Regions from separate parts of the Homo sapiens genome. Here all the other regions are linked to region 1. A link is a loop called in an ENCODE intact Hi-C map of the cell type or tissue named here. Cell type or tissue: HepG2. All regions are shown on one strand.

The links. Hi-C counts contacts between places; a loop is a spot of excess contacts. Peaks named below come from ENCODE experiments on the same cell type or tissue, not always from the same donor. Only the 100,000 strongest peaks of a DNase experiment are listed, where the experiment ranks them.
Region 2: a loop joins it to region 1, with 8 times the contacts of the local background. A loop is called at or near these places in 3 of 110 quality-filtered maps.
Region 3: it touches region 1 in a loop (5-fold over the local background); 2 of 110 quality-filtered maps call a loop at or near these places.
Region 4: a loop joins it to region 1, with 3 times the contacts of the local background. A loop is called at or near these places in 2 of 110 quality-filtered maps.
Region 5: a loop joins it to region 1, with 5 times the contacts of the local background. A loop is called at or near these places in 2 of 110 quality-filtered maps.
Region 6: a loop joins it to region 1, with 8 times the contacts of the local background. A loop is called at or near these places in 11 of 110 quality-filtered maps.
Region 7: a loop joins it to region 1, with 7 times the contacts of the local background. A loop is called at or near these places in 7 of 110 quality-filtered maps.

The regions. Positions count from the first base shown.
Region 1 is chr17:72,397,527-72,401,526 of GRCh38, forward strand. No RefSeq gene overlaps it. Among named protein-coding and RNA genes, the nearest start is that of LINC02003, 57 kb to the left of the region's middle. RefSeq lists an enhancer at 2,742-3,036. In HepG2, no CTCF peak of the experiment used is centred here; DNase peaks (open chromatin) are centred at 2,225 and 2,875; H3K4me3 peaks cover 841 bases.
Region 2 is chr17:72,538,776-72,542,775 of GRCh38, forward strand. All of the region lies in intron 1 of LINC00673 (long intergenic non-protein coding RNA 673), which reads right to left. Among named protein-coding and RNA genes, the nearest start is that of LINC00673, 52 kb to the right of the region's middle. RefSeq lists a silencer at 1,578-1,827. In HepG2, a CTCF peak has its summit at 1,710 (motif pointing left); DNase peaks (open chromatin) are centred at 1,666 and 3,696.
Region 3 is chr17:72,516,807-72,520,806 of GRCh38, forward strand. All of the region lies in intron 1 of LINC00673 (long intergenic non-protein coding RNA 673), which reads right to left. Among named protein-coding and RNA genes, the nearest start is that of LINC00673, 74 kb to the right of the region's middle. RefSeq lists an enhancer at 91-599. In HepG2, no CTCF peak of the experiment used is centred here; DNase peaks (open chromatin) are centred at 195 and 2,335; H3K4me3 peaks cover 866 bases.
Region 4 is chr17:72,298,072-72,302,071 of GRCh38, forward strand. No RefSeq gene overlaps it. Among named protein-coding and RNA genes, the nearest start is that of LINC02003, 43 kb to the right of the region's middle. RefSeq lists a silencer at 1,259-1,338. In HepG2, no CTCF peak of the experiment used is centred here; a DNase peak (open chromatin) is centred at 2,086.
Region 5 is chr17:72,501,038-72,505,037 of GRCh38, forward strand. All of the region lies in intron 1 of LINC00673 (long intergenic non-protein coding RNA 673), which reads right to left. Among named protein-coding and RNA genes, the nearest start is that of LINC00673, 90 kb to the right of the region's middle. In HepG2, no CTCF peak of the experiment used is centred here; DNase peaks (open chromatin) are centred at 494, 994 and 1,754; H3K4me3 peaks cover 2,250 bases.
Region 6 is chr17:72,119,999-72,123,998 of GRCh38, forward strand. It overlaps SOX9 (SRY-box transcription factor 9), which reads left to right and starts at 1,022. Exons shown (of 3, transcript NM_000346.4): 1 at 1,022-1,824; 2 at 2,721-2,974; 3 at 3,545-4,000. The coding sequence starts at 1,394. It also overlaps a transcript of SOX9-AS1 not described here. RefSeq lists enhancers at 1-185, 2,664-2,693, 3,197-3,720, promoters at 287-1,054, 909-1,054 and silencers at 668-997, 1,908-2,007. In HepG2, a CTCF peak has its summit at 1,874; DNase peaks (open chromatin) are centred at 173, 953 and 3,333; H3K4me3 peaks cover 3,869 bases.
Region 7 is chr17:72,337,083-72,341,082 of GRCh38, forward strand. No RefSeq gene overlaps it. Among named protein-coding and RNA genes, the nearest start is that of LINC02003, 3.7 kb to the right of the region's middle. In HepG2, no CTCF peak of the experiment used is centred here; DNase peaks (open chromatin) are centred at 2,129, 2,479 and 3,959.

The DNA.
Region 1 (4,000 bases):
GATCCTCCTGTCTTGGCCTCCCAAAGTGGAAAACACTTTATTGATTACTCCTGAGCAAGCAAAAAAAAAAAAAAAAAGGCAAATTTGGTGGTACACACAATAACAGGTTGGTAATAGGAAAAGTCAACTCAACATCATTTTTGTACATCCTACCATGTAAAAGCCATCATGCTGCAACTTCACAAGCTCTGAATTTCAGATTGTCCATGACCCTGGTTTTGAATCTCAAAGTTCACATAAAAGACTTGGTCAAAGCAATTGATTACTGTAAAGTCTTGTTTGCCGATGATTAAATGAGAAGTATATGAAATGCCCATCACAGTGCTTCCCATGTGACCATGGACGTTTGGGAGCATTTCAACGATAAATTTCAATGAGTAAACAATGACTCAGTCCCTATTCTTATAAAAGAGAGAGAAAGAGAGTTGGGAGAGAAGAGGGTGCCAAAACAAGTCCATTGTAAGTGCAGTAAATGAGATACTAAAGTGCTATGGTCAAGGAAGGAAGACTGACATTTTTTTGAGTACCTATGTCAGAATATGTGAGGGAGAGGTCACAACTGGTTGAGAGGGAAGGAGAAATCCAGGACGGCTTCTGAGAGAAGGAAGCATTTGAGATGAGCCTCGAAGCATTCGTAGGATTTCAGTACCCTGGATGCCCGATGTCTATCCTTTAAAAAATACTCCTCTGTGAAGAATTGCCAAAGGATTAACGATCGTGCTGAATTCAATAAAAAATCATTACTGGGCCAAGCATGGTGGCTCACACCTGTAATCCCAGCACTTTGGGAGGCTGAGGTGGGAGGATTGCTTGAGTGGAGGAGTTCAAGACCAGCCTGGGCAACATAGTGAGACCCCCATCTCAAAAAAAAAAAAAAATAATTACTGGAATGTGCAAGAAACTTTCTGAAGTAAGCAGTTCTAGAATGTGAGTAGTGATTTGGGAAGCCATAGTGCCCCACGTAGATTAATAAGATGCATCCTGGGCTGGCGCAGTGGCTCACGCCTGTAATCCCAGCACTTTGGGAGGCCGAGGTGGGTGGATCACGAGGTCAGGAGATCAAGACCATCCTGGCTAACACGATGAAACCCCGTCTCTACTAAAAGTACAAAAAATTAGCCGGGTGTGGTGGCAGGTGCCTGTAGTCCCAGCTACTCGGGAGGCTGAGGCAGGAGAATGGCGTGAACCCAGGAGGCAGAGCTTGCAGTGAGCCGAGATTGCGCCACTGCACTCCAGCCTGGGCAACGGTGCAAGACTCTGTCTCAAAAGAAAAAAAAAAAAAAGATGCATCCTGGACAGTCACTGGGGTGGACCAGGAAATGGGCACTTAGGGTCTGGCATGGAGCAGTGTGTCCTGCTGTGCTGTACATGACAGTGGGTGGCTGTTAGCAAGCACCACCCATGAGACCGTAGCACCCACAAACTGCAATGTTTTAGAATAGCCTGGATTACACTGTGGATGTTTAAAGCAAAGGATAAACAATGCTCCATCTAGTTTAGTTTCACTGCATCTCCTACTTGAAAACTGAATAGACTCGGTGGCCATCCAGCCCCTCTTGTCCCGATATTTCACTCCATGGTGAGTCACAAGCCCTGGTCAGACCCTAATGGACACAGCCCCACCTTGAACAGTTCCTCTTTCAGGCTGAAATCATCTGCTGGGTATGAAGACTCAGATGGGATAGGAAAGTTAAAACTTAGAAATAGGCGTGCTCTGTTCTTTTCCAATGCTTGTCATTATGCTCATTTTCGTGAGGGACAAGGCCTTTGCCTTACACCTGGGACCTAACATTAATAGTCCAGGAGAGAGGATGGAAGGGACCCAGGAGGACCACCTGCTGGAGTCACTACCCTGAGCCACCACATCCCGGGCATCGGCAATTCCTGGGCTGGCCAGAGCCCTGGGCATAGACAGTTCTACAAGCAGAACATGTTTTTCACCCTTGCCCTTCTCACCCCTCCAAAACCCAGACCTAAGTTACCGAAAAAGGCGGGACATAGTGGGAAGGGGGCAGGTGAAAGAGGAAGAAAAGACGGAGATGGAAAACAATTAAAAAAAAAAAAAAAACTCCAACAGAACTCGATAACCCGAGGGCCCAGTGATCGGTGCCGCACGGCATACAAAAGCCAAAAGGCAGGTCCCAGGACGGGTCAACTTAAGACTTAATATTTGCCTTTCACTAAGCAAACTAATAAATCCCCTATGGTTTTAGCCACGCAGAGCTCCCAGTTTTTATTTATTGGTCAAAACGGCAGGCAGGGTTTCTTTTTTTTTCCCCTCCCAGCCACCCTGGGGGTAAATAGTGGTCCCCCTTCCACCCCTCCTGTCATCAGCCTGTATGTCTATTTACCTTCTCCCTCAACAAACTCATGTTCAGTGCAACTGACAATGCGTGCAAACAGCTTTGAAGTATTCTTTGGTAATGGACTTCCCGGACAGCCCTGTTTTTGACTTGCACAGCCAAAGGCAAAGGGAGAAAGGGCTACTGCTTGTCAGGAACCAGCTGGGCCAGGCAAGGCTGAGAACTTGATGCATGGCAGGAACCTCAGAGAATCGTCAAGACCAACCCCTGCCCCTTCTCTGTCCCTTTTATAGATGAGAAAACTGAGACCCAGAGAAAAGGCTAGAGTGACTCACATGTGACCCGGACTTAGTTGAAGCCAAGGGCAGGGCCGGTGATCAGGTTTCCAGACCCCTCAGTTTAGGGCTGTCTTCAGGCCTCCCTCCACCTGTTCTCCACCAGCCTGGCATATAAGGGTCTTATCCAAGGTCAGTGACCACTTCCAAGGTCACCTTGAAATCCTTTAAACTGCAGCCTCCTGAGCAGAGGGACTTGTTTCACCACGAGAACCTCCTATCTCTCCTGTCAACATGACTAATATTTTCCCACATGGGTTTCCAGGGCCGCTTGAAGAGGATCAAAGTTCTCCTGTGGATCAAGTTCCAATGCCATGGAAAATCTCACAGGCGAGGCTGAACAAAATTGGGGGGTGGGGGCGGTGTCGGGGAGCTAATTTGAAATAGTTATGTTCATAATGAAATTAAGGCAAGATGAAATCACTTTACATTGCACCTTGGACAATGTCTAACGTACTATTCTAACATGAGACCTAAAACCCCAGCAAAACTTTAAGACATGGACTCCTAGAAGGCTGATAGCTTATCCATCAAATATGCCAGCATCGTGGATGTCAGAACTATTAATAGAAGAGGCTCCAGGGATCGTGTGGCCCAAACCCCTCATTTTATACGGAAGGAATTAAGATGATGAGGAGCTTTCTGAGACAAAAACTTAGGTCTCTCTGCCTCCCTGCACTGTGCTTTTTTTTTTTTTTTTAAACCAGAACAAACATGGGGAAGAGGGCAAAAAGCATTTAGCACAAAATCTCATTAAGAAATTGACATTCATGGCCACCTGATAGTGTATGAAACACTCTTTAAAATTCAACTGCTTCCCCATCAGGCTGGGTATCACTCAGCCTCTCTCATAGTCCTCTCTCCCCTGGGCTGAACGATCCCTTGCCTGATTTGAAAGGGGATTCCTGCATTAGTCAGAGATAAATCTAGAGAAGAGTGATGCTTTAGACCACTTCAGCCTCTCAGGTTCTGTGATTGCATATGGATAAGGAGATAAGAAAAGAGAGGGCCAGGCGCATTGGCTCACATACTTCAGGAGGCCAAGGCAGGAGGATTGCTTGAGCCCAGGAGTTCAAGACGAGCCTGGGCAAGATGGTGAGACCCTGTCTCTACAAAAAAATAAAAATAAAAAAAATTACCTGGGCATGATGGCATACAACTGTGATCACAGCTACTCGGAAGGCAGAGACAGGAGGATTTCTTGAGCCCAGGAAGTCGAGGCTGCAGTGAGCTGAGATCATGCCACTGTACTCCAACCTGGGTGACAGAGTGAGCCAGAGAGAGAGAGTGAGAGAGAGAGAGAGATTGAGAGAAGAGATTGTTGCCTTTGACATAAGATCAGGACTTCTTTTGAAACCAAAG
Region 2 (4,000 bases), 140 kb after region 1:
CAGTGACTACAGTAGCTGTTTCCTTTGTCCTCGTCCCCTGCAGTTTCTTTCCAGAGTCCCAAGAAGCCACACAACCCTTCAGGAGGAGATTAGCAGCAGCAGAAAACAGAAATAAGAGAAAGTTAGTTTTCTTTTTCTGGGCTAGAGGTGCCCTGCTGCGCTGGAGAGAAACTGGGAGGAGGGAAAGCTAATGCCAGCCCCAGCCCGGTTTCTGCCCGCTGCCCTTTGCAGCTCTAGGTGGAAGCACAAGCTTGCTAGGCTCGGCACGCTCAGAGCTGCAGGAAGGCGGTCAGCTCTGGCAGCCACACTGCTCCTGTCCCAAAGGGAGGACAGACCTAGAGAAGCGGCCTGATCTGCCTTCTCCACCTCCGAATCCCCCCACCACACCCACACACACACACACACACACACACGCCTTTTGCATTTATCCCGGGGTCCTCCAGAGGGACAAGGAAGGGGCTGATTCAGTGACCCCTGAGCCCCGCCTCTCAGTCCCCAGACTTCAGGCAGCCTGGGAAGCCTCCGACCTACATTCAGATGCCTAGGGGTTCTGGGAGGGGCGCTCAAAGCTCAGAGGCCTGAATTCAGCACCCTGCTCAGGCTCTTTGAGAACCGCTGACTTGAAGTGGGCCTGCTCGCTTTGCTAAACAAATATGGGTAACTCTGGTCTTCCAAAAAGAGCTCACAATTCTGTCCTCCCTGGAAGCTACAATTCAATCATCCTCTTCCAAACGTCCAAATCCCAGCTTCAGTGAGGCTATCTCACACAGCAACCTGCCTGGGAGTGACCTGCATGCAAAACTTCAAGAGTTTGAGGGAAACTTGAGGGAAACTTGCAGAAACCAGCTTGCCAAGGAAAAACGCTCCCAGTGCGTTCAATGAAAAAGCAGGCGACCCAGCTAAATGAGTAAACTGACCCAATCGGGGGGATGAAAGGGAACGTATATCTATGCAATGACAATAAATCGTGGAAAGACATATTAAAATACAAAAGCCATTTCTAGACGCAAAATCATGGATGTGTTTTATTTGCTTCTTTGTGTTTTCTGGTATTTTTACAAAACTGCACTGCAGAATGTTTGGAATCAGATGAAAAGTTCATTTCTGAGAAGCCTCCTTCTTTTCTCTTTTAAATTTTCTTCTTTTGCATTCCATTTTGGCCAGCTCGCTTGAACTCTGCGTTCAAACGCCTTTCTCTCCCAAGCAAAAGCTCCAGGAGGAATCTTCTGGAGCAAAGTTAGAACCGCAGGGAAGCTTGAAAAGAGGAAACAGACCAGCCTGGCCGGTGGAGGTTAAATTAAACTACAGTTCTCTAGCAGGCCTCGGGCTTGGTCAGGAGCTATTGGTAAGACGGCAGAAACGGAGTACAGGCCAATAAACAAATCAAAACAAAAACAAGAAGCAAAGAAAGAAAGAAACATGTTTTAAGAAGAATAAAGTCATTAGGTGGCAAGGGGCCTCTGCAGGACCATCCAGGCCAGGGAGAAAAACACCACCAAGGACCCAAACTTCTTTCACTGGGGAGCTGCAAGCAGGAGGCGCTGGCTCTGAGCAGTGGCTTTGTGCTTCGGGCAGAACCGGCCGCGAGGGCTGCGCCCCACCAGCCGCGCGCCGGGAGGGCGGACGCGCCGGGCACAGCCAGGCGCCGGGGGTGACCGCGGCAGCACCGGCCCGGCGGCTGGAAGCAGACGCGCCGCTCCGCCCGCGCCCGCGCCCGGTGGAGCCACAGCGCCATCAAGTGGCCACTCGGCGAACGGCCGCACGGGGAAGCGGCTCAGGCCCAGGGAAGAGGTCCAGGGTTCCCAGCCGCAACTGTCCCTGGGGAAGGGTCTGGACCTGCCAAGCTGCCACTCCAGGGCCTGAGGCAGGAGCCTGCAGACGGACACCAGCTGTCCAGGCGCACTCCACCACCCAGGGCTGCCCCAGAGGATGTTCGGGAATCCTGTCTCCTCCTTCGGGAGAGAGGTTACTTTTGCAGTCCCAGGCCCATTCTCTTCTCCAGCAACTTGCTCACAGTTTAAAAGGTTTGGTTCTCAGAGAGTGGCGCCAGAGCAAAGGGGGCATCTCGCTGCTCTGGGGCATCCTGCAGGGGATGGCGCAGATCTGGGGTCCATGTCTGTGAGCGGACACCATTGGAACATGTGTCTAGAGAATCTGGGCGGGATCACTGCCCACAGCCCTTCAAGGCCCACAAACCTACAACACATCTCTCCTGGAAACAGCACGTGATCCCATATGCCCCCTGGTCTTTGGGTACAAATTATGGGGTGACTCAAGAAGAGAGCACGTGATATGGTTTGGCTGTTTGTTCCCTCCAAATCTCATACTGAAATGTGATCTCCGGTGTTGGAGGTGGGCCTAGTGGGAGGTGTTCGGATCATGGGGGTGGATTCCTCATGAATGGTTTGGTGCTATCTTCACAGTAACGAGTGAGTTCTCACTAGAACAGTTCATGTGAGCTTGGCATGGTGGCTCACACCTGTAATCCCAGTACTTTGGGAGGCCACGTCAGGTGGATCCCTGGAGGTCAGAAGTTCGAAACCAGCCTGGCCAACATGGTGAAACCCCATCTCTATTAAAAATACAAAAAAATTAGTTGGGCGCGGTGGCACGCACCTGTAGTCCCAGCTACTCGAGAGGCTTGAGGCAGGAGAACTGGTTGAACTTGGGAGATAGAGGTTGCAGTGAGCCAAGACTGTGCCGCTGCACTCTAGCCTGGGTGACAGAGCAAGACTCCATCTCAAAAAAAAAAAAAAAAAAAGAAAGAAAGAAAAGAGTTCATGTGAGATGTGATTGTTTAAAAGGGCCTGGTACCTTCCCCCATCTCTTGCTTTCCCTCTTGCCATGTAACATGCTGGTTCCCGTTTACCTTCTGCCATGATTGGAAGCTTCCTGGGGCCTCACCGGAAGCCAAGCAGATGCCAGGGCCATGCTTCCTGTACAGCCTGCTGAACCCTGAGCCAAATAAACCTCTTTTCATTACAAACTACCTAGGCTCAGATAGTCCTTTATAGCAATGCAAATGGACTAACACACCCCATGATCTCCATCCACAAACCACTGGAGGAACCCAACACAGCAACGGAAAAGTTCTCAGAGCACCAATCAGGAATATGCATATTAATATGAACACTATAACAGGAAATTACAGGAAAAGCATAGAGCGTTTGCTCTGTGCAAAGCACTGTGCGAATTCCTTCTGTACTTTATCTTCTTTAACCTTTACCACGACCTTAGGACATGAGTTTTTTATGATGTTTGTTTGTTTGTTTGTTTGTTTTTTACAGAAAAGGAAATGGAAGCACCCAGAGGTCCAAAAACTCACTCAAGGTTGCCTGGCCTGGAGTCAGAGCCTGAGAGCCAGCTCCTTCACTTACACTCCTTGATCCCATCTTTCCATCCATCCCCCAACCCCCAGCCGTAGGTGGATCCAGGTTTTGTGAGACCTGAAACATACATGTTTTCTAGAGGGAGAGGCAGCCTCTTTAAGATATGAAGTTGTAAATACACAGTTGAGGCCAGTCAGGGAGGGCTGTGTAGGGGAGGGGCTCTGCCTCATCTCCACAGTAGATCCACCCCTGCTCTTTAGACAGCCCCCTGCCCAGGAGCTGGCTTTCTGGAAACACTCCTCCGCATTGCCCCTCACAGCCATTTCTCTGGCTTCTGCAATTGACTTCCACGCCCACCCTGCCCCTGAAACTGCTCTGACTCAAGGTCACTCAATGACAGCCCAACTGCCAGGTACAATGAGAGCTCTCAGTGCTTCCCTCCAAGAGGAATTTGCAGCCCTGACATTTGCACTCCTGGAAGCCTCTTGTCTCCCAGCATCCAGGACACCACGATCCCCTGGCTTCCCTCCTACCGTCCAGCCCCACTTTGTCTGTGTTCCTCATCAGTGGATCTTCTGTGGACTGCTCCTAAAACCCGCAGGTGAGCACAGAACAGGAAAGAGCGTAGCCTCTCAGCCAGCCAGACCCGAGGTTTGGTCCCAGAATCCCAG
Region 3 (4,000 bases), 120 kb after region 1:
AGCTGGAAGGTCCCTGACCTACTTCCGCCCAGATCGCCTGAAAGGCCCACGGGGCACCAGCCAAGAGTGGGAAGCAGAGCCGGGCAGCGGGTGCAGGGTGGTGAGCAGAGCACTCCCCCTCTCGCCCCACAGGACACACACAGGCTGAGGGCAAATGATTCCCAGACAGGGACCTGGTGAACAAAGAGGTTACGCAACTCACTAATCACTCAAGACAGCCAAAAACAGAACCTGACATCACGTGCCTGTGACCATCCCCACGGACTGCCTGTGAACTCCCGTAGAAGGTATTCAACAGTTTGTGGAATTACACTGAGCTTGAGTCGGGCTGCAAATAAAAATAAAGTCACTTTTCCCCTAATCCTGTAAGAAACTGGGCACTCAGGGACACGTTAACTCTTTCATGCTCTCTAGAGCCCATTTGAGTCTCAATGGATTCAAGGTTTGGTGGGATGGAAACATGAGTATAGTAAGAATCATCTTAGACTATAAGAAATTCCAAAAATGGCGGGGCAAAAAAAAAAAAAAGGAAAAAAAGAAAAGAAATGGGGAAATTTTGTTACGGTCTTGCATATAACCAAGGTTTTCTCCTTGTCACGGACCAAACCATGATCTGAGTTTGGAGCCTTCTAGAATCCTGAAAACTAGCAAATCCATCTAGTGACAAGATGCACTAAAGCCCTGTGTGGTTTCTAAAAGTTGCTAAAAACTCTAGAATGGCAAACGTTGATAGGGTGGTAGGAGGATGGGGTACTGCACTGATTATCTTTTTAACCTAGATTTCATTAACAATCACCAATTACCGTATACATCCTAAACACCAGGCACTACACAAAGTAACTTAAAGTTATCAGTGCATTCAATCATCATAGTCCTAAAAGATGGGCACGGCCACTTCTATTTGATAGGTGGGAGCACTGAGGATACCTAGCTAGGTGATGGCAGAGCTGAGACTCAAACCCCCAGCTAACCCCAAAACACACACCCCTAATTTTGTCATCCGGCTCTCTGATTAAAAGTGAGAGGCTTTTCTACCCAGTGTGCTGAGCCCAAGTGCCCAAAGATGAACTGTTTCCATGAGTTGTCAGATTTCTGACCCAGAGATGGCAGGACAGAAGCATCTGACTGGATCAGGGAGGTGGCAGAGGCCCAGGGAAGAGGGAGGGCCTGGCGGTTTCAGTGAAAGTCAAAATGACCTCCCCAAATATGCAGCAGAAATTCTCCAGGTACCAGGCCACTGCTGGAGAGATCAGAGGCTCAAGGCTGCCAAGAACAAGGAACTACTGCCAGAAATAAGTTAAGACCTCCCCACAGGTCTCCAGCGGTCACCCACCGTTCCTTAGATCAGTCTCCACCCTCTAAGTAGAAGACAAAAGTGGATCTCCAGAACCTTGAAGCTATTATGCTCTGTGAAAGAAGCCAGACACGAAAGGCCACATATTGTGAGGTTCTGTTTATGTAGAATATTCAGAATAGGCAAATCCATAGAGCCAGAAAGTAGACTAATGTTTGGCAGGGGCTGGAGGGAAGGGAGAATGGAGAAATGACCGCCTAATGAGCGCAGGCTTTCCTTTTGGGGTGGTGTATGCATACGTCCAGACTCTTCAAAATGTGTGTATTAAACAATGTACAATTTATGCATACCAATTTTCATTCAATAAAGATTTTTAAAGGACTTGGAAAAAAGTTCTGAATACAAATAGTGGTGATGGTTGCACAACACTGTAAATGCTTTCATGTCACTGAACCGTATACTTTAAGTTGGTTAAAACGGTAAATGATGTTATATTGTTATATGTATTTTACCACAGTTTTTTTAAGGTGGAATCTCCAAAGAATCCTAGAACTCATTCAGTCCAAGCCTAAAACCGAAACACGGAGTCGGGGCTTAGCCTCTAAGGGCTGTGAGGGTTAGAACTGGATGTTCCCCTAAGACCCTCAAATTCATAAACTCATTGTTTAGAGAGAGGGTGGTGCCGGCAAGCAGGGAAGGAAGAAGGCCTGCGAGACGGTGAGGCCGGACAGAGCACTGGCTCCTTCTGAGGCGACCAGGGGGAGCGAGGTGCAGCCAGGGAGGCAGGGCCCCCGCCCATGCATCCTCCCCCAGACCCCTCGCCTCTTCCCACCTGGCAGACCTCATGCTTCCTTCCTTGGGGCTGGGAGCCCAGTGCCCTTGGTCTGCATCACAGAGTCAACAACAATTTATCTGAACTGAGCAAACAAGGCAGCCATAAGAGGCGGAACTCTGACAATATTTAATGACTCCGGGGGTGGGGAAGCTTTGCAGGAGAAGGAGGGCAGGCGAGGAAAGGAACCAGAGAGGAGGCAGAAAACTCCAGGGGAAATTCCGTCGGGGGGAAGATAAAAGGGGGCTGTAAAGCAATTTTGACAGGTTAACAGACAGGTAATATTCCAACGGTGTTTACTTAACCAGGCTAGCACTCCATGCAGCGCCGATTAAGCTGCAGCACGAGAGCCTCAGCAGCTAAGGGTTTCACAGAAACAAAGATCTAGTCAGAGAAAACCAAATAACAGCCAGTCAGATGCTGGCAGCCCGGCCTGCAGCTCCCCCAGCTCGGAAGCCACACGGAGATGCTTCCTGGAGACCGATCTGGAAAGATAACTTGCAGCGGGTACCTTGCTGGGCCTCCACCTGGGATCACAGGGCCTAGCATCTGACAGCTCCTCGGAAAGGGTGGGGCATGGGCACCAAGCGCAAAGTGTCCCCTCTTCCCTCCCACGTTGAGGCAGACCAGTTCTCCAATCCTCAGTCCTAGGAAGACAGCCTTGCTGGTCCCACCCGCTGGCCCGGGGACTGCTGGCTCAGGATCTTTAGCCAGCAATGAAATTCATGCCAGCTCCCAAACCCCTATCCACCCACCCAGATGCAAACCCAACGTGTTCTGCCATCTCTTAGCTCTCATACACTGGGCAAGTTCCTTAGTCTCTCGGGGCCTCAACTTCCTCATCTGTAAAATGGGGCAGTAAATTTCACAAGCTTCTTTAATTCATACATCACTATTAATTATCTGTTAATGTCATTGATATAAGTATAAATAATGCAGATAGTCCCCAACATACAATTTTCCTACTTTATGATGGCGTGAGAGCAAAACAAATTCAGCCGAAACCACACTTCAAGTACCCATACAACAATTCTGTTTTTCACTTTGAAGATACTAAAAAAAATTCAATAAATCATATAACATATTCAAGATTTTATTATAGGCCGGGAGGTGGTTCATACCTGTAATCCCAGCACTTTGGGAGGCCGAGGCAGGCAGATCGCCTGAGGTCAGGAGTTCGAGACAAGCCTGACCAAAATGGTGAAACCCTGTCTCTGCTAAAAATAAAAAAATAAAAAAATAAAAAAAATTAGCTGGGCATAGTGGCGCATGCCTGTAGTCCCAGCTACTCAGGAAGCTGAGGCAGGAGACTCACTTGAACCCAGAAGACGGAGGTTGCAGTGAGCTGAGATCGTGCCATTGCACTCCAACCTGGATGACAAGAGAGAAACCCCGCCTCAAAAAAAAAAATAAAAGATTTTATTATAAAACAGGCTTTGTGTTACATGATTTGCCCAACTGTAGGCTAAAGTAAGTGTTCTACTAATGTTTAAGGTACATTAGGCTAAGCTATAGTGTTTGGTAAGAGCAGTGTCTTAACTGCATTTTTGACTTACAATATTTTCATCTTATGATGGGTATCAAGACGTGATCCCATTGTTAGTAGAGAAGCATCTGTATTTAATAAATAATTATAAGGAATAAATGAGGGTTTAGCACAGTGTCTGGATGTTAGTATCTACTCAATAAACTTTAGCTTCCTTATGCAACTATCTTTAACACCCACGTGGCCAGATTCAGAATGTGATCTTCTGAATATAGCAGAACAACCTATTGACAGGAAGATGCTTGATTTTTAAAATACGTGAAGGCTATTATATCTCCACCCATGCTCTCATAGAATGAGGAGGAAACGCTGTTGGGACCAGAAGAAG
Region 4 (4,000 bases), 99 kb before region 1:
ACGAACCCAGCAGAGACCAACTCTCAAGTAGGGATGCTGACAAGTTGTCACCTGTGGGCCATGCGATGGACGCAGAAGTGGCCATCGTGACAATCTCAGTACACCTACCTTACTGTCTTGTTCCACTTAGGGTCTAGGATCTGTGATTAACAAGCCTTCATTCCTAAAATATCAAAGAAATCCAAGCAATTGTGAAAACACACATCTGTGATGGAAAGTTTGTTTTGTTTTGTTTTGTTTTTTTGAGATGGAGTCTCACTCTGCCACCAGGCTGGGGTGCAGTGGCGCGATCTTAGCTCACTGCAACCTCTGCCTCCCGGGTTCAAGCGATTCCCCTGCCTCAGCGTCCCGAGTAGCCGGGATTACAGGCATGTGCCACCACGCCTGGCTAATTTTTGTATTTTTAGTAGAGACAGGGTTTCACCATGTTGGCCAAGATGGTCTCGATCTCCTGACCTCGTGATCCACCCGCCTCAGCCTCTCAAAGTGCTGGGATTTCAGGCGTGAGCCACTGCCCCCAGCCGGAAAGTTTTTAAGTCACGTATTATGAGGCTTGTGGCTCTTTCAGTTCCTTTTCAGTGAAAGGGAAAGGGACTCAAACGTCTGATTTAAGTACTATATCATCTACCTAAGTGACTTAATTAAAACAAACAAGGAATACCTATCGTAGCAGGAATTCTGCTCAATTCAGTCAGTGTTTACCTGATTTGTTAATTTCACAAAAAGAGATGTCTTCTCCCTGACATTTCTTTTTGTCAGTTTCACTTTTTCACAAGTTTCTGCTTTCTGTTTAATTTTGTGGGAATAAAAGAACACCAGCAAGCAGCCCCAATCCTAGGAGAGTGTTCTCTAAGTGTGGCATACAGAGTTCCAGAACCACAGTCCCTGAGTGTTTGGGTTTAAAGATGCACATTCTCCGGCCCTACCCTTGGTCCACGAATTCAGAACCTCTGAGGGCAGAGTCGGGGAATCTGCATTTTAACAAGTTCCCCCGTGTAATTATCGCACGCTGCAGTTTGATTTTTAAAACGCCTCTTCTGTGCCTGTAGCAGAAAAAAAACCTCTGGGGAAAAAAAAAATTATGCCAGCAACACGACTGTGCCCTCAAAGTTTATAATTTAAGCTGGATAGAACCAGACACAAACAATGATACAGACAACAGGTCAAGGGCAGGGAATGGGGAGTCGACACTTCCCCTTTCAGAACAATCATCAGCTCTGAAAACATGTGTCCGTTGTTGCTTTTCCCTCCTAGACTGTGAGCTCCCTGGTGACAAGTGTCAGACTTATTCATGACAGTCTCCCCAGCACCTTGCCCAGTACTGTTTCCTGGCACAGAGTACATATTTAATACATTTGTGCTGAACAGGTGAATTAGGCTTGTCCCAGGAAAGACACAAGGAAAGACCCAAGCAAAGATTTCCCAAATCGTGCCCAAATTCTTTATTCCTCCGCTACATTTCAATGCACAGATTTCCCCATGGACCACACGCCAAACACTCCAGGCTGGGAAACTGCAGGGCAAAACTCCTATGAGGCTTGGACACTGCCCGTAGGCTGCCAGGGAGAAAAGGAATCCCAGAGAATGTTTTTTTGTTTTTTTGGTTGTTTTCACCTTATGGAAACCAGGAACAGTCTGTTTTCAAAAGTCACAGCTCTCGAGAGCCCTGCTTGATTGGGGTGGTGGCACTAGCATTGCTCAGTCTCCAGGATACCAAAGCTAAGCAGCTAAACAGACACCAGGGTCTCAGAGAAGGAGGAACTCAGAGGAAAATGCATGCGTCTGTTGGGGACGGGCCTCCCATGCCCTTGGGGACAGAATGAGTGAAATAACTAACACTTGGGAGCCTGCAGAGATCTGTGGCCCCCAACGTTAGCCCCAAATTTCAGAGTATTCTAAATACCATCCTTTAAAACACATTTCTTTGGTATATTTCCTATTCTTTTAAGTTGAAAATGCTCCTGGAATTGTTTTAACCCTGATTCATGCTAGGATATAAATTACTTAAACTGCATTTGTTTGCCAGGGCTGCTATAACTAAGTATCACAGACAAGGTGGCTGAAGCAACAGACATTTTTCATCTCACAGTTCTGGAGGCCGAAGTTCAAAATCAAAGTGTCCACAGGGTTGTTTCCTTCTGAAGGCTTGGAGGGAAGAATCTGTCCCCGGCTTCTCTCCTGGCTTCGTGGATGGCATCTTCTCCCTGCGTCTCTTCACATTGTTTTCCTTCTATGCATGTCTCCATGTCCAAATTTTCCCATTTTGGGCCAGGCAGAGTGGCTCATGCCTGTAATCTCAGCACTTTGGGAGGCTGACGTGGGCGGATCACAGGGTCAGGAGTTTGAGACCAGCATGGCCAACATGGTGAAACCCTATCTCTACTAAAAATACAAAAATTAGCTGGGCATGGTGGCGCACACCTGTAATCACAGCTACTCGGGAGGCTGAGGCAGGAGAATCACTTGAACCCAGGAGACGGAGGCTGCAGTGAGCCGAGATTGCACCACTGCACTCTAGCCTGGGTGACAGAGCAGGACTCCATCTCAAAAAAAAAAAAAAATTCAACAAATTTTCCCATTTTTTAAAGACACACTTCATTTGGATTAGAGCCCACCCTAATGACCTCATTTAACTTGATTCCCACTGTAAAAGACCTTCTCTCCAAATGACATCACAGTCAAAGATACTAGGCTGGGGGCTAGGACTCCAGGACAAGAATTGGACTGGAACACGATTCAACCCATAACACTTACCCAGTCTTTTTCCTGGAGACAGAAGTTAGACAGAGAAAGGCTTGAGGAGAAACAGATCCTGAATGTCAGAAAAGGGCACTGACAGAAAAATCTCAGCAGCCCCCAGGGAGACAGGGAGAGGGATGCACACTTACCACAGTGCCCAGGGTGGGGTTCAGAGCCTGGCCCTTGACCTGTCTTCATATGGCTATTGCAATGGGGACACCACCATTTCCTTCTGCACCTGACCTTCATCTCTCAGGTGAAATGAGCAAGCTGGCCCTCTGCACCTGCAGAAGGTGGCTTTGCAGAATTGGGAGGTCTGTTTACTGATTCCATTTCCCAGAGCACTCAGTCCCCCTAATAACCTTTTGCCAGATTTAACTCCCTCCAAAGCCTACCGTGCCACGAATGCTGCCTTTGCTCTTGAATTGCCTTGAAAATATTTTCTAGTTGTGATGAGGGTAATCTGTCACCTTTGGTATAGTCTAAGTTCTTTTGGTGTCAGCTGACCTGAGATCTAGTACCTGTTCTATCACATACCACCCATATGGCCTGGAGCAAATTGTTACTTCACCTCTCTGTGCCTCAGTTTCCTCATCTGTAGGTGGAGATAATGGTAACTCACAGGGTTATTGCAATGATTAGATAACAGCATTTGTAAAACGTGTGCATTTAACAAATGGTGGTTATTATTAACCACTTTACAATGGATAACTCCAACGGCTTCCTATGTGCACAACAGATAACAAATGTTCCTCACCACCTATTGGTGTGTGATGCATATGTAGACATTCAAAAATGGTCACCCAGTGGTTCGCATGTTAGCTGGGCTGACCCAAAATCAGCTCCAAACGTCTTGCTCCTCTTCACAGAACCCAGGCATCCCCCCAGTCTCTGGCTCCATACTCTTCCTCTGATCCCCAAACATGCTATTCTGGATATGCCAGTTCCTTGGGCTGCTTTAAGGGAAAACCCTCTAATAAAGGTTGAGAGGTACAGCTGGGGTCAGGGTGGGGGCAGGGATCATGCATCAGAACTTAGGGACCCCTAGTTGTCACCCTGAGAGTTCTGGGGGACTTGGATTTCTACTGCTCCAAATAATCCCTAGCTGTAAATATTCAGCAAGAAAAGCAAGGTCCTCTGCCCCTGGTCTCTGGTTGCTTTTGAAACCCAGCACCTAGGCTAAAGAGTTAACATAACCTCATTGCAGAGGGATTTCTCTGTAATCTGTACACATGTCCCAGGGATCAGGACTGTGGGAGGT
Region 5 (4,000 bases), 100 kb after region 1:
GTGAGACTCCATCTCAAAGAAAAAAGAAAAAAAGAAAGAAAGAAATAAAAATATAAATAAATAAATAAATAAATGTTAAATGTGGGAAACACTGAGTTAAACCAAACTAGATGGATTCTTCCTATGGAACTTCTCACAGACTTCACCAGCAAGCATAAGCAAATCAATTTCCAAGGGGTGGGGGGTACATTTTGTAACATTCTCCAAATGTACTGGTCTGCAGAATCCCTTTGTCCAAAAGCATCTCAAGACATCATGAGGATGCCAGGAAACTAACTGCCTGTGGGATACGTGGGCCCAAGGCAGTGCTTCTCAAACTTTAATGTACACACACAATACCTGGGACCCTTGTTAAAATGCAGATTCCAATGCCGTAGGTCTGGCTGGGGCTAGAGAGTCTGCATTTCTAGCAAGAGATGCTGGTGTTGCATCACCCTCAGCATGGCAGGGACCTGCAGGACAGCTCTGGCTAGCTCTGGCCCCGCCACCTCCCCAGGCAAGCCTTCTCCCAGCTCAGCACCCCCAGGAGAACAGCCCTTACGCAAACTTCCAGGGCGGTCTGGCCTCTGCTTACCTCCTCAACCCTGGAACTATTCCACAGAGTGCAAGTTTCATCGCAGGCCCCTAGGGAATCCAGACCCTTCTAGAGATCTATCCCTGGGTCCCTACCCCAACCCTTCTCTCTGTCTTCCACGAGCCACACCCCTCCCTGCCCTTGCCTCAGAAAGCCCTCATTCTGAAGGTCAGGTCCACTTAGCGGTCAGCCTCGCTCCCCAGCCGCCCAAGGTGGCTGGGATCAGTGGTGAGGAAGGGAGAGGAGGTGAAAGGAGGATAAGCAGAGAGCAAGGAGGCCCCGTGAGGTCTTGTGACCGACTGGGCCTCCTGGTGCCGCCGAGGTGGCAGTGCCAAAGCGCAGTGCTGGAATACTTGGCCTGTCTCCGGAGCAAACACCCAATCCAAACAGGCCCTAGTGTGTCTCCGAACAGACTGTGTAAATAACGGGGGGAGGAAAAAAAAACCCCAACTGGCCACAGATCCCGCTTTCAAACACATTGAAACAAAATAATCCCTCTCTCCCTCACTCGCTCACTCCCCACTGCTTGCTCTTTTTTTTTTTTTTTTTTTTAAATTTCCACCGGTGCCGAGGCCTCAGTGGAGCCTGGCTGGCGGCTTGTTAGAGCCTGCAGCCTACCTGTCCTGCATAGGAATGAAGCCGGGAGGAGTTACATGATATGCCCTCGTTGCAGGCCGGGGACACAGCTACCGCATTCAGAGACCAGGAAACAGAGCAAAAGCTGTTCTCAGAGTGCGGCTGAGCGAGGAGCTACAGGGGAATGGAGGGGGCCAAGCTGCATGGAAGATTGTCCCATTAACCTGGCTTTTTACCAGGGTGGTCCTCTCCCTAACCCCTAAGAATCACACCCTGCATCCAAACGGCAGCAACCCCAGAAAACGGGCTAAGAACTCCCCCGAACAGAGCTAGATCTAGAAAGCCCAGCACAGGGAGCTGAGCCTGAGCAGCCTCTCTCCAAGGGTGGCTCTGAACTCCACATGTGTGTACAGACAAGGGGGCGACTGGCATGTGGTTTGTTTCTGGTCTTGTAGTCGGTTTGGAATTTTCTAAGTCAGGGTGGGGTGGGGGGACTGTGCACGAGTCATGTGCAGACTGGAACCCATCTCCCCCTCGGTCTGCAAGTTAAAACAATTGGGTTGTCCTTCTCAGCATCTGCCAATGTCTCTTACTCAATCTTGGATCAAAAGGGCGTTGGAGGAGGAGGCTGGGAGGGAAATCCAGACAGTTCTCCGCCTCTGACATCAGGTCCAGCTGTTAGCATCGTGCTGTGGGTCCCTGAACAAGAAGCAAAGTCAGGACTGGTTTGGCCAGGTAGGTGAGGATCCAGTGTTGGGTGATTCTGATCCATGCAGCCCTTAGAGGCGACACAGACGTGAACTGGACATTCTAGGAAGAAAGAGCCGACTGCCGGGTGACCTGTCTAGTTCACATCCACTCACCATTTCCCTCCTCGTTCCTATTCTTAGAAATAAGACTCTGACGCTCTCTTTTATACAGGCTAGTCCCCTATAGGCATGTCATGGTGATTATTTGCAATCCTCCTGACTTTCCTAAGAAGAGATCAGACTTAGCAGGGTTAGTCCTCATAGCCCGAGGCTGGACAGGAAGAGAACTCCATATCCTATGTCCAAGAATATCATCAAATCCTTATGAAGCACCAGTTGTTGTGACGCAATTTTAAAAGACTGGTTCAAAGTGCCTGTCTGAGACTAAGCAGATCTGTGGGTCGAGCCAATGCCACACCCATTGTGGTCTTTAAGCTTCTTTTCCAAATTAAAAAACAAAACAAAACAAAAAAAAACACCTCTTACACATTAATCTCCATTTAACATAGAGTGTCCATGGGGTATACAGTTATGGACTTGGCACTGTATCCAGCAGAGAGCCCAGAGAAATCAAACAATATGATCTTGGCTTTTAAGGATTTATACCTTTGCTGGAAAAGACCCAATTTACCCACCAAAGTTCAATGCCTTTCATTTCTTCAGATCGTACATGTCTGTAACTAAAAGCTCCCCCTTCCTTGAGCAGTCATTACGTACCAGGCACTATACTAAGGGCTTTCTAGGCAGAGGCTCTCACTTCTACAACCACCTTGTACAGTGCAAACCACTACTATCCCATTGCACAGATGGGCACATGGAGGCCTAGGGGACAAGCAACATGACCAGGTCCTACAGCTGCCAAGTGACAGCGTGCAGACCTTGATTCAGGGTGCATGTCATTCCCTTGTGTCTCTTGCAGCACTTACCACCTTCTTTCTACCCGGCAATCAAGCTCGTATTCACCTTCTATCTCTATCAGAGCTCCTAAAGTGCTCTGAGTGCCTTCCTTAGCACCGTATAACCTTGAGACAACGTTTATTGAATAAATGACTTGTAAGAGAGAAAAAGGGAAATTCTACTTATCCCTTTGTTCAAATATTTATTGAGCACCTACTATACGTCTCTCACTCTGCTGGACATGGGACCCAGGTGGTCAATCAGAGGTCCTGGCCTCATGGGCCAAGTCTGGTGAGGCTGATTCCAGAATCACAGAAACAAGTTGCACCCATACCAAGCCCTGCAAAGCACTCACGTGCTCCCTTCAGAACCAGGCAGTGGGGACATGACCGTGAAAGTAGTAGGCTCTGCCATGGAGTTGGGTATCCTCTGAGGGGAGAACAGATCCACAAGAGAGGGAAAAACATGGAATTAAAAATCTCTAATAGTCTAAGGGAAAGGGGGGTTTCTAAAGTCCTCAAGAGGTCAAACTAGCTGGGCGCAGTGGCTCACACCTGTAATCCCAGCACCTGGGGAGGCCAAACCTGGACAACATAGGAAAAAGAAACCTCTACAAAAAATAAAATAAAATAAAATAAAATAATGAGCCAGGCATGGTGGCGCATGTCAGTGGTCCCAGCTACTCACAAGGATGAGACGGGAGGATCATTTGAGCCTAGGAGGTCAGGGCTGCAGTGAGCTATGATCATACCACTGCCCTCCAGCCTGGGGAGCAAGACCCTGACCCCCCTCCTCCCCACCAAAAAAAAAAAAAAAAAAAAAAAAAAACAAGAAGTCAAACTGAGCTAACTTGGCACAGTACATCCTACTTTATGTGAGAATTCCTCTCCTGCCATTTTATGTGACTCTTGGTCTCAGCAGTGACAGAGGTAACACACATAAAATAAGGTAAGGACACAGTGAGATACCACTACACACCCACCAGAATGACTGCAATTTTACAAAGTGTCAGCACCTCCACCATGAGGACTGGAGCAACTGGAACTCTCAGACATTGCTGGTGGGAGTGTAAGTAGGTACAGCCACTTTGGAAAAGGTCTGGCAGTTTCTTATGAAATTAAACATACACCTACTCTATGACCCAGCAATTCCACTCCGAGTTATTTACCCAAGAGACATGAAAACATGCGTCCACCAGAAGTTT
Region 6 (4,000 bases), 280 kb before region 1:
TCTGCGGTGGTGCCCATTTGTTTGGTCTTTTACAAACCAAGTGACCGGCCTGGGCCTCGCGGCCCGGGACAGCCGCATTGGCAAACTTCTATCTCTCAAAGCCAGAGCAGTTAGCAAACTCTCCCCCAGACAGGGCGACTCGGCTGACGTTTTTGACCCGGCCAGGAGGCAAAGACCAAAACGTCAGAGCAGTAGCCCTGTTACTGAGGAGCGTCGGCAGGGTCGCGGGTAGAGGGGGCTGGAGAATGACTTGTCAGAGCTCAAGGTCGATGTGGCGCGGGGCGGCCTCGAGAGCGCCGGGCTCCTGCGTGGCCACGGCCGCCGCTGCCAACCTTCGCGGGGACTTAGCTTTGCTTTCCATTGACTCCCTTTGCAAAAGCGCAGCAGAATCCTGACCAGCCGCACCAGCCCCGGCGAACCCGAGCATGTTAATCTATTTATATGGATTATTACGGAGGAACAGCGGGCGTTGAGTCACCAAAACATTTGCTTCAAAAGACTATTTCTAAGCACTTTTGCAGGCAGGCAGGCTCGCTCCAGGCGCGTAAACTCGGCTACGCATTAAGAAGCGGCTGCTTTTCGAATACTGCAAACTCCAGCTAAGTCCCCGGTGCCGCGGAGAGAGCAGTGAAAAGAAATGTCGGAGGTGGGGGTAGATCCTAGTCTAGACACACACACTTGCGCGCACACACACACACACACACACAAGATTCGCGCGGAGAAGGCACTAAAATTCTGGCATTCCGAGAGTACGACAAACTTACACACTTGGAAGTCCCGGGTCCCCCGCCTTCCCCGCAGCACCCCCCGCCCCCCCACCCTACCGTCCGCCCTTTGGCTGCGATCCCCTCCCCTCTCCTCCCCTCCCGCCTCGTCACCCAGCCCAGTGCCACAATCCTCCTCCCTCCCCAAAATCGGGTCCAATCAGCTGCCTGCCAACCCTGGGACTGCTGTGCTGTGATTGGCGGGTGGCTCTAAGGTGAGGCGGAGTATTTATTAAAGAGACCCTGGGCTGGGAGTTGGAGAGCCGAAAGCGGAGCTCGAAACTGACTGGAAACTTCAGTGGCGCGGAGACTCGCCAGTTTCAACCCCGGAAACTTTTCTTTGCAGGAGGAGAAGAGAAGGGGTGCAAGCGCCCCCACTTTTGCTCTTTTTCCTCCCCTCCTCCTCCTCTCCAATTCGCCTCCCCCCACTTGGAGCGGGCAGCTGTGAACTGGCCACCCCGCGCCTTCCTAAGTGCTCGCCGCGGTAGCCGGCCGACGCGCCAGCTTCCCCGGGAGCCGCTTGCTCCGCATCCGGGCAGCCGAGGGGAGAGGAGCCCGCGCCTCGAGTCCCCGAGCCGCCGCGGCTTCTCGCCTTTCCCGGCCACCAGCCCCCTGCCCCGGGCCCGCGTATGAATCTCCTGGACCCCTTCATGAAGATGACCGACGAGCAGGAGAAGGGCCTGTCCGGCGCCCCCAGCCCCACCATGTCCGAGGACTCCGCGGGCTCGCCCTGCCCGTCGGGCTCCGGCTCGGACACCGAGAACACGCGGCCCCAGGAGAACACGTTCCCCAAGGGCGAGCCCGATCTGAAGAAGGAGAGCGAGGAGGACAAGTTCCCCGTGTGCATCCGCGAGGCGGTCAGCCAGGTGCTCAAAGGCTACGACTGGACGCTGGTGCCCATGCCGGTGCGCGTCAACGGCTCCAGCAAGAACAAGCCGCACGTCAAGCGGCCCATGAACGCCTTCATGGTGTGGGCGCAGGCGGCGCGCAGGAAGCTCGCGGACCAGTACCCGCACTTGCACAACGCCGAGCTCAGCAAGACGCTGGGCAAGCTCTGGAGGTAGGACCCGGCGGGGGCGGCGCGGCAGGGTGGGCATCGCGGCGGCTGGGGGCGCTGGTCAGGGCTGATTTGCCCCGCCCCGCCTCCCATCGCCCGGGAGTTGCCGTTCCGGGAGCCGGCGGGATGGGGTTGGGAGTGGGAATGGGGTGTAACTGTGGCTCAGAGTTTGACAAAGTTCTTGGGCTGCTCGCGGGGACGCGGAGGAGGGGGGTGGTAAGTGGAAGAGGTGAGGGAGGTAGCTGGAGGATGGACGAAGACTGGTGGGAGACGGAAGGAGGGGGCTGCCAGCCTGCTCTCCAGTCGCCTGGAAGCTCAATCGGGGCGGGGAAGTGAAACTTGCCTCCCTCCTACCCGGCCTCTTAAAACTGCACTCTCTCGTGCAGCCCCACTGTCCACGGAGATGGGGCAAGGGAGAAACCGAGGTTGGAGGAGACCCTTGGCAGGAACTGGGAGGCGGGAGGAGGGAGGCTACTGGAAATAGGTGGGAGTGTATGGTGGGGGGTGAGAATTGGGGACCTTCTTGCAGCTTAAGTAATTTGGGGGAAAGTTTTCAAAGGGGGTTGGGGTTGGGGGCGGTAAGTCGAGCAGCAAAGGCGTTTAGGGGGCAGCACCGGGAGTCGTTTTCATCTCCAGCGTTTCCAAAATAGAAATAGAAGGGGAGGGGAGGGAGGGGGCGGGGAGTGACCGCTCAGGTCAGACTGCAATAACTTATTTATTTATTTATTTTTAAGAAAAGTTATGAGCTGTGGTTGCAGGCAGGAGGGAAGATGGAGTTGTGTGCAGAGGAAGCCGAGTGGTCTGGGTCGCCGCCTCCTCCCCGCCGACCTGACAGTTTGGCGGATTTCACTGACCCCTCTCCCTCTTTTTCTCTGTGCCCCCCGCCCCGCCCCGAGCAGACTTCTGAACGAGAGCGAGAAGCGGCCCTTCGTGGAGGAGGCGGAGCGGCTGCGCGTGCAGCACAAGAAGGACCACCCGGATTACAAGTACCAGCCGCGGCGGAGGAAGTCGGTGAAGAACGGGCAGGCGGAGGCAGAGGAGGCCACGGAGCAGACGCACATCTCCCCCAACGCCATCTTCAAGGCGCTGCAGGCCGACTCGCCACACTCCTCCTCCGGCATGAGCGAGGTGCACTCCCCCGGCGAGCACTCGGGTGAGTCGCCCCTCGACCCCACCGGACAAGCTATCTCCGTCCCGCCTGGCACACCCCCTGCCCTCCGCCTGGGAGATTCTTCGTGGGGACTTTATGCTTCCCGGGAGGGACACACTGCCCTTTGCGCCCGTCCCGCTCCCCTCTCTACCCAGAGCCTAAGAGGCATCCAAACAACACACACACAAACACACACACCCCAACTCAATCCCAGCATCCGAAGAGATTAACTTTTTTATTGGGAGGTAAAATGCCCTTAACAGCCTTACAAGACCTCTCCCTTCTTCTCTGCTCCCCCACCCCAAAAGCACACACAGGGCTCTTACACAAGTAGCAATTAGGTCTTCCGGACCCTCCGGGCCCCAGACCCTCCCCTGATAAAAGGGGGCTGTCCAGTGTGTACCGGCGGGTTAATCATTGGGCGACTTATCTCCGGTGCAGCGCGCCTCTTGCGCGGGTGCGGGCCCTTATTACACTTTAGCAGCGAGGGAGGGTCCCCGGAGGGTGCCTAAGACTAGGGCGTCTGCACAGCCCTTGTTGATTTTCTCGTGCTTGTTCTTTTATTGTCCACAGGGCAATCCCAGGGCCCACCGACCCCACCCACCACCCCCAAAACCGACGTGCAGCCGGGCAAGGCTGACCTGAAGCGAGAGGGGCGCCCCTTGCCAGAGGGGGGCAGACAGCCCCCTATCGACTTCCGCGACGTGGACATCGGCGAGCTGAGCAGCGACGTCATCTCCAACATCGAGACCTTCGATGTCAACGAGTTTGACCAGTACCTGCCGCCCAACGGCCACCCGGGGGTGCCGGCCACGCACGGCCAGGTCACCTACACGGGCAGCTACGGCATCAGCAGCACCGCGGCCACCCCGGCGAGCGCGGGCCACGTGTGGATGTCCAAGCAGCAGGCGCCGCCGCCACCCCCGCAGCAGCCCCCACAGGCCCCGCCGGCCCCGCAGGCGCCCCCGCAGCCGCAGGCGGCGCCCCCACAGCAGCCGGCGGCACCCCCGCAGCAGCCACAGGCGCACA
Region 7 (4,000 bases), 60 kb before region 1:
CCTTGGGCATCACTTAAATTGATCCTCAGTCCCCTCTTCTGTAACGTTAGAGACAATCACAAGAGTGCACTTCACTGTTGTTTTGAGGCAAGGGCAATGGATGCCGAGTCCCCTAGTGACCTCTTCCACCAGAGAATAACAAATACAGGCAGACCTGGTGCTCTGCCTTCCTGCCTACTCTCCAGTCTCATCTCCTGCTCTTCCTTGGCTGGCGTTTTTTGCTCCCAGAATTCCATGCACTTTCAACTTTGGTATCTTTGCCTATGTCATGCCTTCTGCCTGGAATCCCTGCCCTTCTGGTTGCCTTGCCTTGGCCAAGAAAATTCCTGATCAATCTCAAGGGACCTAAAGAATAGGGAATCTTCTGAGCTCTGAGCTAGAAAGCCTGTTTCCCCTCTCCTGTCATCCCATCTTCCTCCTCCTGTCATCCCATCTTCCCCTCTGCAGTCATCCCATCTTCCCCCCTCCTGTCATCCCATCTTCCCCTCTCCTGTCATCCCATCTTCCCCCTTCCTGTCATCCCATCTTCCCCCTCTTCTGTCATCCCATCTTCCCCTCTCTTGTTATACCATGTTCCCCTCTCGTCATCTCTCTTTTTTTCTCTCTTTCTCTCCCCTTCTCTTTCCATTATGGCTGCCACTAGCTGCACATGGCAACTGAGCATTTGAAGTGTCGCTGGTACAACCGAGCACTGAATTTTTAATTCGAGTTTACTTCATTGAAGTTGAAATAGCCACATATGGCAAGCTCTTGCTTGCTCACTTCCTCGCTCTCTTGCACGCACACACACCCCACATGCTGTAGCTGGGCTACACACTCCTCTCCAACCCCATCCCTCTGAACATGTGTGCCCCTGAACTTACCTACAATCTAGTATTGAAGCAACCTCTTAATAAATCTACCATCCCATGAGAAAGCGAGCAATTAGAAAAGACACAGCCTGTGTTCCACTGTTTTGTTTTGTTTTTCATCTATGTCCCAGCATTCAGTACAGCATCCAGTACATAGTAACTTCTCAATGAATATTTCCCATCCATGAAACAGAAATTGTTCATCAGTCTACAGCCTATATCATGGGTCAGCAAACTACGGCCCACAGGCCAAATCCAGCCCACTGCCCACTTTTGCATGGCCCTCTAACTAAAAAGCGTTCTTTTATTTTAAAATGATTATATAAGTACCTCCCTAATAGCCTTAACTTTGCCTCTTGGCCTACAAAGCCTAGGATTTTTTTGCTTCCTGGCCCTTTAAGAAAAAGTTTGCCAATCTCTGGTCTGGATCCCAAGAACAGCTGCTAATAGGGCTTGGTGTAGCCTGTGGTTAGAGAAAGGGATAAATGAGGTCTGGGGAGGGGTGTGGAGAGAAGGGCCCACACCTGGGACAGTCCTAGCAAAGCTGAGCCCACAGGTACCTGGCTAAGTCTGCAAGAGCTGGTCCTCAGGGACACTGCCAGCCAGGGCAGCACAGACAGGCACACCTCGTGCTTCCTCCTCCCTCTTGAGCCATGGCAAATGGAAGATGGGATTTTCTGGATTGTGTTTTGTGGTTTGACTGCGTAAAGTAGCAGTTTCCATTCAAAACAAAGCCCCTAAGCATATTTTTAACAGCAATGGCAAGGTCTTCCAAAGAGACATGCATAGGGGCTTGGAAGCAATCTGGCAGGCAGGAAGCAGTCTGTCCTTCCCTTTCCTGCTAAAACATGAACCGAGGTTTCTAAGAACCAAAGCAAAGATTGCTCCAGGCCCTGACAACACCACATCAAGGTGAGCAACAAGATCCTGAAAGGTTACCCCATCTCTGTCCTATGCTCCTCAATACCCTCTATACCTGGCCTGTGTCTTCCTAATCTCCACCCCAGAAACAAATCGTCAATCATCTCTCCAAACATCACAAGCATCTGGGAATGTCTCCTGCCCCACTCACTTCCCTGCTGGGTTCACCCTTCCAAACAGAGAGGGGCTGAGCACACCCAATGTGCTAAATATTTCCCTGCTGCAGAATCTATTTTGCTGCTGCGGCTGCTGCTTGGCAGCAAAGAGACAGGAAGCTATTTAGATATATTATCTTCCTTTTCAGGAAGTTGAGAGGAACTTTTCTATTGCAGTTCACACAAACATTCCGTCTAATGGTCATTTAGTCATGCCGGCTCATTAGGTCACCAGTGAGGAATGCCCAGGCTGATTAAACATCATTCCAGCTTCTCTACTCGCTGCCCCGGGTCCCGGGGAGAAAACAGAGCTTCCATGGCCTGGTGGTGACCAAGACAAGGAGCCCATCCTGAAAGCCACAGGGGCTCACTGCCAACCTCACAGCCCCTCCCCAGCTCCCACACGGAGCACTTCTTACTTCTAAGGGGGCGCTGATGGCTTTATAAAGAAATGTGTATGGGACTGAGTAGGAAGGTGGGCCCCATGAATACCTCTGGTCAGATAATGCTGTCCTTTAAGGGAGATCAAAGCGGGCCCTTGGCAGAAGGCCCTGAGAATGCTGTTACCAAAAAATGCAAGACAGACCCATGATGAGGTCACAGAGATGAATTGATAGCTAGAACACAAGCTTGTGCAGAATGTAACAACTAACTATGAGTGAGTGGTGGTTATGCACTAGACATATTCCAAGTATTTTATGTGTATTCACTCATTTAAGGCTTGAACAACTCAACGAGGTAGGAATCATGAGGAAATTGGCCCAGAAAGTCAAATACGGTATTTCTGCTTAAGGTTGCACACACAGTGGATCTAGCCTGTGCTCTGCATTAGGACTTTCTGCAGTGATAGACATGTCCCATGGCTATGCTTTCCAGTGGGGTCACCACTGCTACATGTGGCTATTAAGTCCTTGAAAAGTCACTGGTGTAACTGAGGAAGTGAATTTTAAATTTTATTTAACTATATTTAAATTTACGTGGTGCATGTGGCTAGTTGTTACCATATTAGACCCCCTGGATCTAGGTGGTCTGGCTCCAGAATCCACACCCTTAAACCTTGGACTGTCCTGCCTTTTAAATCAACTAAGAGAATCAACTACTTACTGGGAGAATAATTAAACTCTAAAGGTGGAGTTTAGGTAGAGTTTCATCAATATCTTAAAGGACAAGAACATGTAAGAAATTAGACTAGGAAAGAGAGAGAAAAGCTAGCTTAAATTAAATGGTAGGCATTCAGGGCAGGTGTTTGGGAGGGTATATCTATAAAAGGAAGAAGGTAAAATACCAACATGGCTTGTCAAGAGAAGAAGTGGTTTCCTCTTGTCTAACCAATAAATTATATTGAGCTCCTACTACGTGACCTTACTAAGTCTTGCCCTCTAGAGTCATGTGGCCTGGGTGGGAAGCCAGGTATGATCCCCTAAACAATGCCAGGCTGCATGGGCCAGGGCAGATGGCAGGACTAAAGTCTGTTTATTCTGTTGGTATTCCAGTTAGCCGTTCATCTGTAAAGACAGGAGTGATCAAGGAAGTCTTCATGGAAGAGAAGGCATTTAAGCTGGAATTTGAAAGAAATGGCTTGAATTAGAAAAGTGGGACAGTGGAAAGGATGACTGCAATGACATACTTGGAAGGAAACATGAACTGTTCTTGGTGACTCTTAGAGACTGACATACGGAGAGTAATCAAAAATGACTTTACATGTTTTGGCTTGGATAAAAATAGTAGTTCTTGGGGCAAACACAGGAACTTTAGGGGGTGGTAGGAGATAGTTTCAGAAATTATGACTTTGGTTTTGGGCGTGTGGATTCTGAGGTGACGGATTGTGGAAATCTTGGATTAATATCCACTTTTCAGTTTAGATGGGAGGAGGATGGATTAGAAGGCTGCCCGAGATCACCTCCATTCCTGGCACTCAGAGGAGCTGCGTTTACTCTAAAGCAGAGAAATTAGGCCAAGGCAGAATGAAGAGGAGCCACAGGACTCCAGAGAGGTTCACGTCACCACCCCACAGGGGACAAACGCATACCTTGTTTTCTGAGTTGACAGACATCCGGTTACTTCATCTTGGAA